Linked DNA regions of Homo sapiens: region 1 is linked to region 2. Evidence: chromatin contacts called from ENCODE Hi-C or POLR2A ChIA-PET data. All regions are on one chromosome and are shown on one strand. Each heading gives the region's core, a stretch centred on a gene start or an enhancer-like site at or near the end of the contact. The rest is flanking DNA. Distances are from core to core; before and after follow the strand shown. Region 1 holds the start of SMYD5 (SMYD family member 5). Region 2 overlaps SFXN5 (sideroflexin 5).

The links. A loop is a pair of places that touch in the nucleus more often than their neighbours do. ChIA-PET counts read pairs that join two places held with the same protein, here RNA polymerase II (POLR2A). Pooled maps may share reads with other maps.
Region 1: a pooled map shows a loop between it and region 2 (4-fold over the local background). The contact joins the promoter of SMYD5 here to the enhancer-like site in region 2. A Hi-C loop is called at or near these places in 2 of 50 pooled maps. POLR2A ChIA-PET finds 5 or more read pairs at or near these places in 2 of 52 experiments (PC-9 and RWPE1).

What each region holds. Positions count from the first base shown.
Region 1 is chr2:73,211,618-73,218,012 of GRCh38, forward strand. It overlaps SMYD5 (SMYD family member 5), which reads left to right and starts at 2,628. Exons shown (of 13, transcript NM_006062.3): 1 at 2,628-2,745. The coding sequence starts at 2,650. It overlaps NOTO (notochord homeobox), which reads left to right. Exons shown (of 3, transcript NM_001134462.2): 3 at 1-896. RefSeq lists a silencer at 1,092-1,161 and enhancers at 2,484-2,778, 2,566-2,805.
Region 2 is chr2:72,949,277-72,955,459 of GRCh38, forward strand. All of the region lies in intron 13 of SFXN5 (sideroflexin 5), which reads right to left. Among named protein-coding and RNA genes, the nearest start is that of EMX1, 35 kb to the left of the region's middle. RefSeq lists enhancers at 810-1,311, 1,312-1,813, 2,316-2,817, 2,818-3,319 and a silencer at 4,713-4,882. Within about 2 kb of position 4,800, at least 2 of the 41 ENCODE cell types and tissues checked have a DNase peak (open chromatin) inside an H3K27ac peak, as active enhancers do.

The sequences.
Region 1 (6,395 bases), core at 1,378-3,877, 260 kb after region 2:
TGCCACCATGCCTGGCTAATTTTTATATTTTTAGTAGAGACGGGGTTTCATCATATGGTCAGGCTGGTCTTGAACTGCTGACCTTGTGATCCACCCACCTCGGCCTCCCAAAGTGCTGGGATTACATGTGTGAGCCACCACCCGGCCCAACCCTGCCCTTTTTGTTTTTTATGGAGTCTTAAGGTCTACCAGTCATCAGTCAACTCATTAGCATATGAAAAGACATCACTTCAGAGATTCTAGGGATTTTAGGAGTTCTATGCCAGGAAATCGAGATGAAGACCAAATATATATTTCATAATATCACAGCTCCCCTCACCTGGGGGAGTAATACCTGTACCAGCAATTAATATTTTCCTGGCCTGGCTGTGGAGAAGGAACCTCTTTGAATAAGCATCTGGGCATAGAAGACTCTTCACCATCAGAAGGAGTTGAGAGCAAAGAAGAGAAGGTAGACTGTTTAGCCCACTTCACAAAGTTTCCCAACGTTTTCTTGTTTTGTCTGAACTGTTACCATTCTCAGAAGAAGCTCAGGCCCAGCAGCAAAGACAAGGACTCGCTCTGTCACCCAGACTGGAGTGCAGTGGTGCAATCATAGCTCACGGCAGCCTCAACCTCCTGGGCTCTAGTGATCCTCCCACCTTAGCCTCCTAAGCAGCTGGGACTACAGGCGCGTGACACCACGCCTGGCTAATTTTTAACATTTTTTGTAGAGACAACGTCCACTTGTTGCCCAGGCTGGTCTTGAATTCCAGGCTTCAAGTGGTTCTCCTGCCTTGGCCTCCCAAAGCCCCATCTTTTTATAGAATAATTTGTGTATGCCAAGGCTGGCATTTTGTCATAAACTCTGCTGTGTTTTCACAGGACAGTTATAATTTCCCCCTTTCATGACTCTGACTCATGGCTCCTTTTTCTTCTCAAGAATGTGCTCGATTTCTCTGAAAGAAGCCTGCTGCCAGGATTTGCAGAGCTGATTTCTGTAGCACAGACCATTCAGATTCTAGAATGGCTCTTGGGGACTGAGCTGAGGGATGGAAGGAAGCCTGCCCTGCCACCTGGTGGTGAGTGAGGGCACGGCCCCCAGCTGCTCTCGGGTAGGTTTGCCCCCAAGTACGTGGACTATTCGCTCCCTGACACCGGGCTGCAGGCTTGAGGGGACCCAGGGTCGGTTTCAAGAGCCTCTTCTCTGGCCCTGCCAACTATCTATCTCCCCCAAGTCCGTGGACTATTCGCTCCTTGACACCAGGTTGCAAGCTTGAGGAGAGGCAGGGTCAGTTTCAAGAACCTTTCTCTGTCCCTGCCAACTATCTATCTATCTATAATTATTTGATAGATAATTGTGGCTTGATCACGGCTCATTGCAGTCTAGACCTCCCCAGGTTCAGGTGATCCTCCCACGCATCACCACGCCCGGCAAATTTTTCTATTTTTTGGAGAGACAAGGTCTCACTACGTTGCCCAGTCTGTTCTTGAGCCCGGGAGCTGGAGGCTGCCGTGAGCCGAGATCGCCCCATGCCAGTATGGGCGACAAAGCGAGACCCTGTCTCAAACAAAACTCACAAAATCAGGGGACAAGGAAACAAAACAAGGCTTGATAGTCAGGCCTAGCTGTGGGGACAAATGCCATAGGTCTGTGGTTTGCAGCTTCTTGGGGTCCTGAGAGAACAGGCCCCTCCCCCTTTTCACGACAGTGTGTGCATATGCACACTCACTTCTGTATCCAGTTTCAGAGGTTCTCAGATCTGAGGTCCCCTATGGACTCCTCCGCTACCCCCGGTTGCAAGGTCCCTAAGCCATTGAAGAATCTGACAGAGGCACAAGTCCACCCTGACCTTTGGCAGGACTGTTCTGCTGCCAGAGGGATTACCGAGAAAGGAAATCTTGTCCTGGACTCTTCAAGTGGGGTGAGTGAGCTCCGGGGTATAAGCTAGTCCTTCCCTTCAGGCTGAGAGCTAGACAGGATAGGAGTAAGTTGGCCTTCTGCTGTCCCACTCTAGGGCTGGGTCCAAAGAGCGCTTTACTCAGTGAAGACAGGCCACTGTGTGGACAGAGACAACATACATAGAAACATGCATCGGAGGCCGGGCGAGGTGGCTCACGCCTGTAATCCCAACACTTTAGGAGGTCGAGGCGGGCGGATCACTTGAGGTCAGGAGTTCGAGACCAGCCTGGCCAACATGGTGAAACCCCTAAAAATACAAAAATTAGCTGGGCTTAGTGGCGCACGCCTGTACGCCCAGCTACTCGGGAGGCTGAGGCAGGAGAATGAATCACTTGAACCTGGGAGGCAGAGGTTGCACTGAGCCGAGATCGCGCCACTGCACACCAGCCTGGGCGACAGAGTGAGACTATCTCAAAAAAAAAAAACCACAACAAAACATGCAACGGACTCAAAGATACACACATCAAAACTGTACGCGCACACAGACTCTGATACAGAGGTACAGACACAAAAAGGCACCGATGTAAAAGCACAAAGGCAGGCCCAGTTACACTCCCGTCAACAAACCACGGAACCTAAATTCAGACTTGGTGGAGCCCAAAACCTCGCAGCCTCAGGGGCACTCTCGCCGGGGGCGGGACCAGAAGGGGGTGTGGCCTCTCAGGTCGAGGCGGGGTTAAGGGTCATAAGGCGGAGGCGCGCCCAAGATGGCGGCCTCCATGTGCGACGTGTTCTCCTTCTGCGTGGGCGTGGCGGGCCGCGCGCGGGTCTCCGTGGAAGTCCGTTTCGTGAGCAGCGCCAAGGTGAGGTCGGGGCGGGTCCTGCCGGGAGCCTCTCCCCAGTCCGGCCATGGAGACAGCCCGGCCGGACTCCATGCCCGGAGCCCAGAGGCTTCTGTGCCGCTCGGACGCTACGGCCCTGCCCCTGCTCGCGGCCCGGGGGCTCCCAGTCTGTCCCTGCGCGCAGGCTCGTGGCGCGGTCACGCGATAGACCCGGGCCTCCGGAGTCTCCGTGCGCATTTCCTCCCAGCGGAATTCGGCCAGCCCGCGGGAGGCCCTTCTGTGGCTGCTCGGGGCGGGGCTAGGGGGCTTTGCTGCTGTATCCCTGGAACGGTGGGCGGGGATGTGCCGGGCAGAGAGAACTGAGGTGTAAAAGAGGGAGTCCTCACGAACTTCATGTGTGAGATTTGGGTGAGGGGATGAGGAGAGAGGCCAAGATCCTTCACGAGGGTCCTTGGAGTGCTGAGGAATTTGGACCAGAGTCCAAAGGCCGTGGGGGCATTGGGAGAGTTTTTAGCAGGAAGGTGACGTGATTTTGTCGTTTTTATTGTGTTCCAAAAGTTCATTGTAGAAAAAAATACAAAATGCATGTAAGGAAAGAAAATACAAAAATCACCCATACTTCTATACTTGTGCAAAGATGAGTACGTTAAAATTACATTTTTAGAAACTGCTTTTTGATGCAGCAGTGAATCTTTCAATATCAAGCCTATTTCTACATATTAAGTTTTAAGAGCTGAGTAGTAGCTTCTTCCGTGAGAGGGTCACAGTTCACTCAACCAACCCCTTATTAATGGACCCTTTATTGTTGTATGGTATTTTTCATCCCCAGAGTCAAAAGTCTTAGAGCTCATTTTCTGTGCAAACATCCTCTTGTTTTGTCCAGCAGTATTTTTTTCCTAGTTATCTTTGCCTATTGATATGTGTAAAATTATATTTGTTCTCATTTACGTTTCTTTGGTTACTAGTGAGGTTGAATAATTTATCCTGTGTAGTGGCTGTGTGTATGGTTGGTTCTTGCCCAAGACGTAAGACCTCTAGTTGTCTGTTGTCTGCTCTCAGCGTCATCATATTGATCTAGTTTTCCAGCTCAACCTTCCGTGCCCCCTTTCTGCTCTAGAGGTATCTGGAGCAGTTTGCTCCTTCCCTGGTAAATCAGCTTCCCTACATCCCTGGTCTCCTTACCTGTTCCTATCTCCATCTCCATAGTCTCTAGTGCTCCTGGGTGGCCACAGTTTGAAGGCCTCTCAGTTCCATCATTCTTGGTTTGCAGTGATATTCTTCACCTTTTTCTTCATTAGCCCCCAGTCTCTCAGCCCCTTCCTTTCTTCATTTCTTCCCTCTCGCTTCTTCACTTCAGCCACTCTCCTTGCACAGTTTTCCTGTCCCAGGCTTCTATCAAGGCCCTAGCTGATTGCCCTCTCCTTGCCTACATCTGATCTGCTGCTGGAGAAAATAACATACCTGCCTGGACTTGGTAACAGCATGGATTATCCTGGGCTTTTTGCTTCTCTATTCAAATGAGATTGGTTTGTGATTTTTTTCTCTGTGTTATTTTCCTCAAGTTGCCACATGAGGGTTATACTTGTTTTTTTTTGGTAAAACAGAAATGCTTTCTGTCATTACATTGTTTAAATAGCATGAGCATTATTTATTCTTTAAAGGTTTGAGAGAATTGGGTCATGAAACTATATAGACCAGGGGCCTCAAGTGGGAGTAGTTTTTGACTACTGTTTATTGCTTCTGTGGATAGGAATGACTTTTCAAAAATTTATCAACTATTATGCCAGAGACATGACCAGTCAGAACAGAAACCTCACCAGGTCCAGTGGAAGCCAGCTGGATTACCATACTGGTGCACTAGCCGGATAGCAGCATGGCTTATTGTGGGCTTTCTTCTTTTAATCAAGATTTTAAAATCTACTACATAGTCTGCCCGGGCATGGTGGCTCATTCCTTTAATTCCAGCGCTTTCGGAGGCCAAGGTGGGCTGATCACTTGAGATCAGGAGTTCAAGACCAGTCTGGCCAACATGGTGAAACCCTGTCTCTACTAAAAATACAAAAATTAGGCCTGGCGTGGTGGCTCACACCTGTAATCCCAGCACTTTGGGAGGCCGAGAGGGGCGGATCACTTGAACTTGATGTCAGGAGTTCGAGACCAGCCTGACCAACATGGTGAAACCCCATCTGTACTAAAAATACAAAAATTAGTCGGGCGTGGTGGTGCACACCTGTAATCCCAGCTACCTGAGGGCCAGGCACGAGAATTGCTTGAACCCAGGAGGCAGAAGTTGCAGTGAGCTGAGGTCGTGCTACTGCACTCCAGCCTGGGCGACAGAGGGAGACTCCATCTCAACAACAACAACAAAAATCTATTACATAGTCTTAAGAGTTTTGCACTATTTTTTTTTATAGAGATGGGGTCTTGCTGTGTTGCCCAGGCTGGTCTCAAACTCCTGGGCTCAAGCGATCCTTCATCCTTGCTTCCCAAAGTGCTAGATTTACAGTGTGAGCCACCATACCCGGCCTGCACGATTTTTTCTTAAAACTTTTTTTTCAAATTGGAAGTATGTATGGTTTGTCCCCTTTCCATTCAGGTTCAGTGCTCTCCAACCTTCTTTTTTTTTTTGAGATGGAGTCTTACTCTGTTGCCCAGGCTATAGTGCAGTAGTACAATCTTGGCTCACTGCAACCTCCGCCTCCTGGGTTCAAGCGATTCTCCTGCCTCAGCCTTCCGAGTAGCTGGGACTACAGGTGAACACCACCATGTCCAGCTAATTTTTGTATTTTTAGTAGAGACAGGGTTTCACCATATTGGTCAGGCTGGTCTTGAACTCCTGACCTCGTGATCTGTCTGCCTTAGCCTCCCAAAGTGCTGGGATTACAAGCATGAGCCACTGCGCCCGGCCCAACCTTAATATTATGAGTTAGAGCTCTGTTTTCCTTGAAATATGGTCATCAGTTTTGGGAATGACTTTATAAAGGAACAACTCTGATTCTTTTCTCTTTGTTTTGATTACGAAATATTTTCTGCATTTAGTCCTTCACAAAGAGAGGGAGATCTATATTTGTCCAATATTGAAATTTGAGATTGTCAGAAATAATGTGAGTCCCTGTTCATATTGTCGTGTCCCATAGAGGAAGGCCAAGTTTTCAATTTGCTAGATTGGGATGGGATACAAGGCATGGGGAGAAGGGCTTCCAGGAAACCAGGCAAGGGTATGCCCAGGGCTTTGCCTCCTGGTTTTGTTTCACCTGTCCCACTCTACTGTGAGATAGAGCTTCCAGAGTTGTTCACAGGGTTGAGATTTTTCGCTCTGAATTTGAGAGGCAACCGTATCTGGCCTTCTAAGGAGGCAGGGAGCTACCTGGGAGGCAACACTGACAGGTCATTTTGCTTCAGTGTCAAGCATTTTTTTCCTCTCCTTTTGTTGTGGCAGCTCAGTGTTGACAGGGCTCCACACGTCTTCTTTGAGTAGTGGGAGTATGTGCCCAATAAGGCCAGTAACTGCCTGGGTTCTGAAGCCATCTGCTGAGTCCTTTTGCACATTTGAGAGATGGCAGTTCAGAGGTTTTTTTCTCATTCTTCATCCTTTACATGATGTATATAGTGTTTTAGACCAGTGCTTCTCAAACTAACATGCATATGAATCACCTGGGCATCTTGTTACG
Region 2 (6,183 bases), core at 3,550-6,049:
GGAGCCACAGAAGGACTTTGAGCAGGAGTGGACCATAACCCAGCCTCTGTTTTTATTTTTTTCTTGGGATAGGATCTCGCTCTGTCACCCAGGCTGGAGTGCAGTAGTGTGACTGCAGCTCACTGCAGCCTCAAACTCTTGCCTCAGCCTCCTGAGTAGCTAGGACTACAGGCACATGCCACCATGCCTGGCTAATTTTTAAATTATTTTAAAAATTTTTACAGAGACAGGGTCTCGCTATGTTGTCCAGGCTGATCTTGAATTCTTGGCCTCAAGTGATCCTCCACCTTCCAAAGTGTTGGGATTACAGGCATGAGCCACCGTGCCTGGCCTTAGACTGTCTTAGAAAGGTCTCTCTTGGGATGGTGGGTGTGGAGGATGGACTGGAGGGGTAAGGAGGGGGTGGGGAGGCCTCCTGGGGAGCATCTGTGGGAATCAGAGAAGTGCCAGGTCCTGCCCTATGATGCTGCCAGTGGGGGAAGACAGGAGGAGCCTTTCTGAAGATGAAATCCACAGGAGTTGATGACCAATTCCACGTGGGGGTGAGAGGGAGGTGTTGAGGATGACTGTGCGTTGGATGACTCCTAATTCTAGCTCAGGAGCTGGGGTGGCTGGTGACGCCATTCTCGGAGGGAATATGGGAGGGGATGGGCCAGGGTTGGGGGTGGTAGGCTCAGGATGGCCACATGGAGTCTGGGGTGCCAGTGGGTTCCCCAGGTGGACAGGCCTGGGAGGCAGATGGGTCCAGGGCTCTGGAGCTCTGGGCAGGAGAAAGCGCCCGGGATGTGTGAGCATAGCCAGATCCTTCAGAGTGGAGGAGCTCGCCCAGGGAAGCAGATGGAGGGGTGGGTGCCAAGGCCTGGGGAACAGGCACATTTGAAGGGCAAGCGGAGGGAACAAGCCTGTGATGGTGGCCTTGGGGGACCAGCCCGAGGAGCGAACGTAATGACAGAGGGTGCCACAAACACTGAGCAGCCATGAGCGTCAGAGAGAGTTTTCTGAGAGTTGTCCCAGTGAGGGCTGAGAGGCTTTGGTCTTGGCAACTGGATTTCAGTGACTGCCTGGGGTCCACATTGTCCGACCCCCACCTCATGCTGATCCTGGTTCATAGCCTCTCACTCTATCCCAGGCCAACTTAACTGGTCATTTGTTAGGACCCCTCCAGCTCTCTGGCCATGGCCAGGTGTTGGGTCAGTGGCCACCATCTCTAGGTCTCATGGGTATTGGGACCACTGGGGTACTCCCTGCTGGGCTTGGCTAGGGGAGGCTGGGGCAGGAACCCCTGAGTTGCCTGCTCACCTATATGTGATGTTTCCTCCCCTGTCCACCAAAAACTAAGCATCTCCCTTGAAGACCACCTCTCTGAGGTAAGTGTGGGGCCAAGTTTTCTCCAAGGGAACCACATCTAGGGCCTTGCCTGGCAGTGGCCTCTGGACCCATGGATAAGTGAAAGTGACTCAGGTCTGAGCAAAGGCAATAAAGCATCTCTTCCTGCTGCCCAACCAACTCCACCCCGCAGAAGGCCAGAGCCCCAGGGCAGTGGGTCGAGGGGCAGGGACTTGGCTGTGACCACAGACTGGCTCTGAGGGGCCTTCTCCGGGGATAAGGGGATGAGGAGAGAGGACAAGGAGTGGCCATAGGGAGAAGGGGTGGCCCAGGCCCAGGCAGCCAGCTCGGGGCGGGCTGGAATCCGTGGGCCCATCATCTCTTCCATCTGGTAGGCTCCTCCCCGGGCACCCAAGAGCCAGTCAACAGGGGCTCCCGAGGGAGGGGGTGTCTGGGATGGAAAGCCAAAGCCCTGGAGGGCAGGGGCTGCAGGGACCAGGGAGCACTGCCTGATGGTCGCCCCCGCCACAGAAGTGGGCTGCCAGGATCACCCTGCCCTGCCATGAAGGAAGCAGTGCCGCCCTGCTAGCGCTCCCTGACTCCCAGGCAGAACCTGCACACCAGCTCCCAGCCAGCCTCCTCGGGATGTGCCCCTCTCCGTATCAGAGTGCCACCCCATCTTCCCAACCCCGCTCAGACCTTGCTGCCCCTCCAGGAGATATCCCCAGACATGGAGCATCCTATCCAGCGTCTCCCCAGCCTCCCGGGCACCCTAAGGCCCAGCTAGAATAGCCAAGCACCTTCCCTTGTGGTGTGGGAAGGGTTAACCTTGAGCTATTTGTCTCTGTCTCCTGCCTCACTGTGGGTGGGGGGCTAGAGTCAGGAATGCATTTGGGGCCACCTCTGCCTCTACAGCCTGGGAGCACACACACACCTGCAGCCAGGCCAGCAGATAGTTTACATATTTGAACCTGGAGCTAAGGTGCGGAGACATAAACAGGAAACTGGATCCCCTGCCTGTGCCCCATTCTTGGGGGCTTTTACCTACTACAAAGAACTTCCTCCTGCTGGCCTTTCTTCTGATGGCTTTTCTGCCTCCTTTTCAAAGGCATGGGGCTGGGGGGGTGGGGTGTTCGGTGTGACCCTGTGACATAGCTCAAAGCCACCACCTGCTCCTGGGCAGAGGTCTGGGCTTCTGAGGGTCTGCAGAAGGTGGCGACATTGACGCAGGGCCCAAAGCCCAAGCAGGCACCTGGCTGACCCTGTGTGCCTGAGGCCTCTGCCAGGCCTGGGACCGCTTTGTCCACTGGGCACAACATCCCATCCTTTCTCACCAGGGCTGGGCAGGCCCCATGTCCTGTTCCGACACACACACATCCAGGCCCCACCTTTGGGAGAGCTATCTTGAGTGTCTTTGGAGAGCAGAGGCATTAGGCTGGGGCTGGGGAGCAGTTGAGGCCTAAGCCTAGACCCCTGGACCCCTGAGTTAGGCCTCTGGTGCTGGCTCTGGGCTCCCACTACCTTCTCAGTGAAAGAACCCTCAGCTGGACACTCCAGGCCTTCTGGGACTTTTTCCAGCTTCTTCACCCATCAACTGCTGTCCATTTTCTGTACATTCTAAGTATACGCTTTGAGTCCTAAGTCCAGGCTATATCCTGACCCTCTAAGGCTGCCTCCTCCAGGAAGCCTCCCTTGATATTCTTAGACCAAATCCATTGCTGCTGCCTCTGTGTCCCCAGCACATGCTTTTATCTCCATCCCATCCCCAGGCACAGGCTCATTTGCACTCTAAACAGGGGTGACTACAGTAGTCCCCTGCCCCACCCCACTGTGAGCCGCTCCAGGCAGCTCGGTATCCCTATGCCTTGTGCACAGTAGGTCCTCAGTAACAGCTGAGTTAAGTGACACTGAAGTGCCTCGTGGGCAAGAATCCTGTCTTACACTTTTCCGGCTCCCCTGTGCTATGTGTTCCCAGCAAGTGCTCAGACCACACCCCGCCCCCTACCATTTTGGAGCTTTGCACCATTCCTGGGTGCCCTCTGGTGGACCAATCTCAGAATCATTCTCTGTCCTCTGTCTTCTAAGCTTTGAGGCCTCAGTTTCCCCACATGTATGATGGGAAGATTTTCTAAGATCTCCTGGTGCCACGAGGATTATATCACAAAATGGATAGGATGGCCCTTTGGAGGCTTAGAAAACCTGCGTGATGCTGTGTAAAGAGGACAGCACCCAGGGTCCCCACACTCAGCCCCAGCCCCACTCACTAAGCTCACAGGGCTGAGCCTTGCTGCAGGCCAGGCATGTTCCACTTTGCATGTATTAATGCCTTTAATGGAAGCTCTGCACAACCAAGCCTTCTCCCTCCCTATCCTGGATTCAGCTAGGTGTCCTGGAAGGTCCTGGAAAAAAGAACTGTGGGGGAAAGGCTGTCAGGCAGCCCCGCCGAGGCCTGCCACCCGGGCATGTGTACATGTTCTTGCGTGCACGTGTATGTGTGCGAGCCTGTGTGCACGCGCAGGTTTGGGGTGGGGGTGTGGGGAACAGGCAAAATGACAGGTGGCGTTGGCGTTCCTGGGCTCTGAGCGGCTTTGCCATTCCCATCCATCCCTCCTGGGGGGTCCTGTGGGCAAACTCCAAGAAAGCAGCGGGCGGGGAGGCAGCAGATTTCTGACGGCAAAAATAGCCCACTTTAGAGTTCAGTAGGGACTGATTAAACCAGTAAATGAGAAAAACCCCAAACAAACATCTCCAAGCAAAGTAGGAGATGGATTTGAGACTGGAGGGAAGGAGGCCCCTGCTCTGGGAGACGCTGAATGCTGCTGTAGACTCAGGAGGGATGCAATGTGCCCTAGACATTGTCTCTGGCCTCGCATCAACCCTGGAAGAGTGGGAGAAGCAGGGACCAACAAAGTCAAGGTGAACCCAGATGAGCCACGCTCTGTACTAGGTGTTGATAAAGGGCACCAGTTCTCTGCCACAGGGACACCTTGTGTCATGGAAGGGAGAAAGGTCTACTGTCCTAAGGGGGAAGATGGAACACAGAAAACACACCACCAGAGCCTACACAGGTGAGGTGAGACAGATCTTAGTGGGGAAGATCAGGGAGGACTTCCTGGAGGAGGAGCCATTTCTAGACCAGCTTGAATGTGGACTCACATTCCAGCTTATTCCCAGCTCTTCTCCATTCTTGGTTGGGGGTCCCAATACTTTCTCAAAGAAAGATAAGCTGGGGGGACTTTGCTTCTGGTGGCTCACAGCTGTTTAGCCAGGCTGGTTCATCAAAACCACCATTTTCATCAGGGCTGGTAAGAGGGTAGAGATAGTGGAGGTTCTGGTACCCACTGAGGGTACCCACATTTTTGCCCATACAGGGAGGGTATGCCTCTCTGTTTCTTAACCCTGAAAGCTGTAAGTGGGGAGGCAGGAAGGAGTATGGGGTGGCTGAGGTTGGCCTTCCTGCCTCGTCTACCACATGGGTGTGGCCTGTAAGAGCCACCCTCTGAGGCCAGGACGAGACAAGGCTCATAACGGGCTGAGGACATCGGGGGAAGGCTTTAGACTTCCTCAGAACATGGCTTCTAATCCCCAGAACCCTCTAGAGCTGAGGTGAGTAGGGGCTCAGCTGAGAGGGAGGGACATGGGGAGTTCCCAGGGCTGACATGGGAGGCTCAGGGCAGGAAGCCCTGGCCCTGGGAGACTCTTAGGCTGTCTTTTCTTCTAGTTGAGGTGCTTGGCAAAAGCTAGAAGGGGCAGGAACAGGTGGTGGGGGTACCGGGGGAGGTCAGTTCTCTGCTGAGGCTTCAGGGAAGGCAGACGGCAGATGCCAACAAACCAACAAGACAGCCAGGAGGGAACAGGCCCACAGGAAACAAGCCTCCTGGCCAGTGAACCTCACTCCTGCCCCCAGGGGCCCCTGCAACAGCTGAGGCAGGGAAGAGACACACGCTCATAGCCGCCAGCCCCTACAAGGGCGCCCCAGGGCCCTCTCCCCTGCCCGCAGCCCCAGCCAGGAAGCACACTACCCAATCTCTCATCCCCACCCCAGCCCCCACAGCTGCAGGGAGGACAAAGGAGCCAGTGAGGGTCTAGGGGCCATAAGACACGTTCCCAGGAAGGCTAAGGCCCTGCCCACTTGCCGTGCCCAGACATGGCTCCCAGAGGGTGGCTCCCAGAGGGCACACCCTTGCTGCAGGCCGGGCACCTGAGGGGCAGCATGTAACTCAAGTGGACTCACTCAGTCCACTGTCTAGCACCAGGGCCCTGTCTTGAGTTTTCACTTCCCTAATCCTACTGGGAGAAACTTGGTTCTTACAGGAAGAAACTTAGTTCCAACACCTCATCTTCCAGCTGGGGAAACTGAGGTCTTTGAGGTTAAGACCCAAGGTCATATGGAGAGTTGAGGTAGAGGGATGCCAGCCAGAGGGGCAGAGGGCAGGCCTTGGGGCCACGGGACAGCCCCTCCACCCCAACATCACCTAGGGATGGGTTCGAGCTCCCGGCTGCCCCCCTGCTCCCCGTACCTCACTCATCCACAGACAAGCCCCACCTTCTGTGGACACATTTCAACCTCACCAAATCAGCTAATTATTGACAGTTGGTGAAGAGGAGATTTCACTTTTTCCTCCTGTTAAACTGCTCCTAATTAGTTCCCTGTCACCACGGCTGGCTCGCTCGCCCGCCCGCCGCCCGCCCGTTCACGCAGTAATCCCGCTGCACAGTGCCTCATTAACCTTTTGCTCCTCTCCTGCCGCCTGCCAACAAGATGAAGACAAAAACAGATTGTTGAACAATGGCTCCGGCTTGTATGTGCAGCCCCGTTCCCCAGCCCCCGAGCTCCCAGGGGAAGAGTGAGGAAAA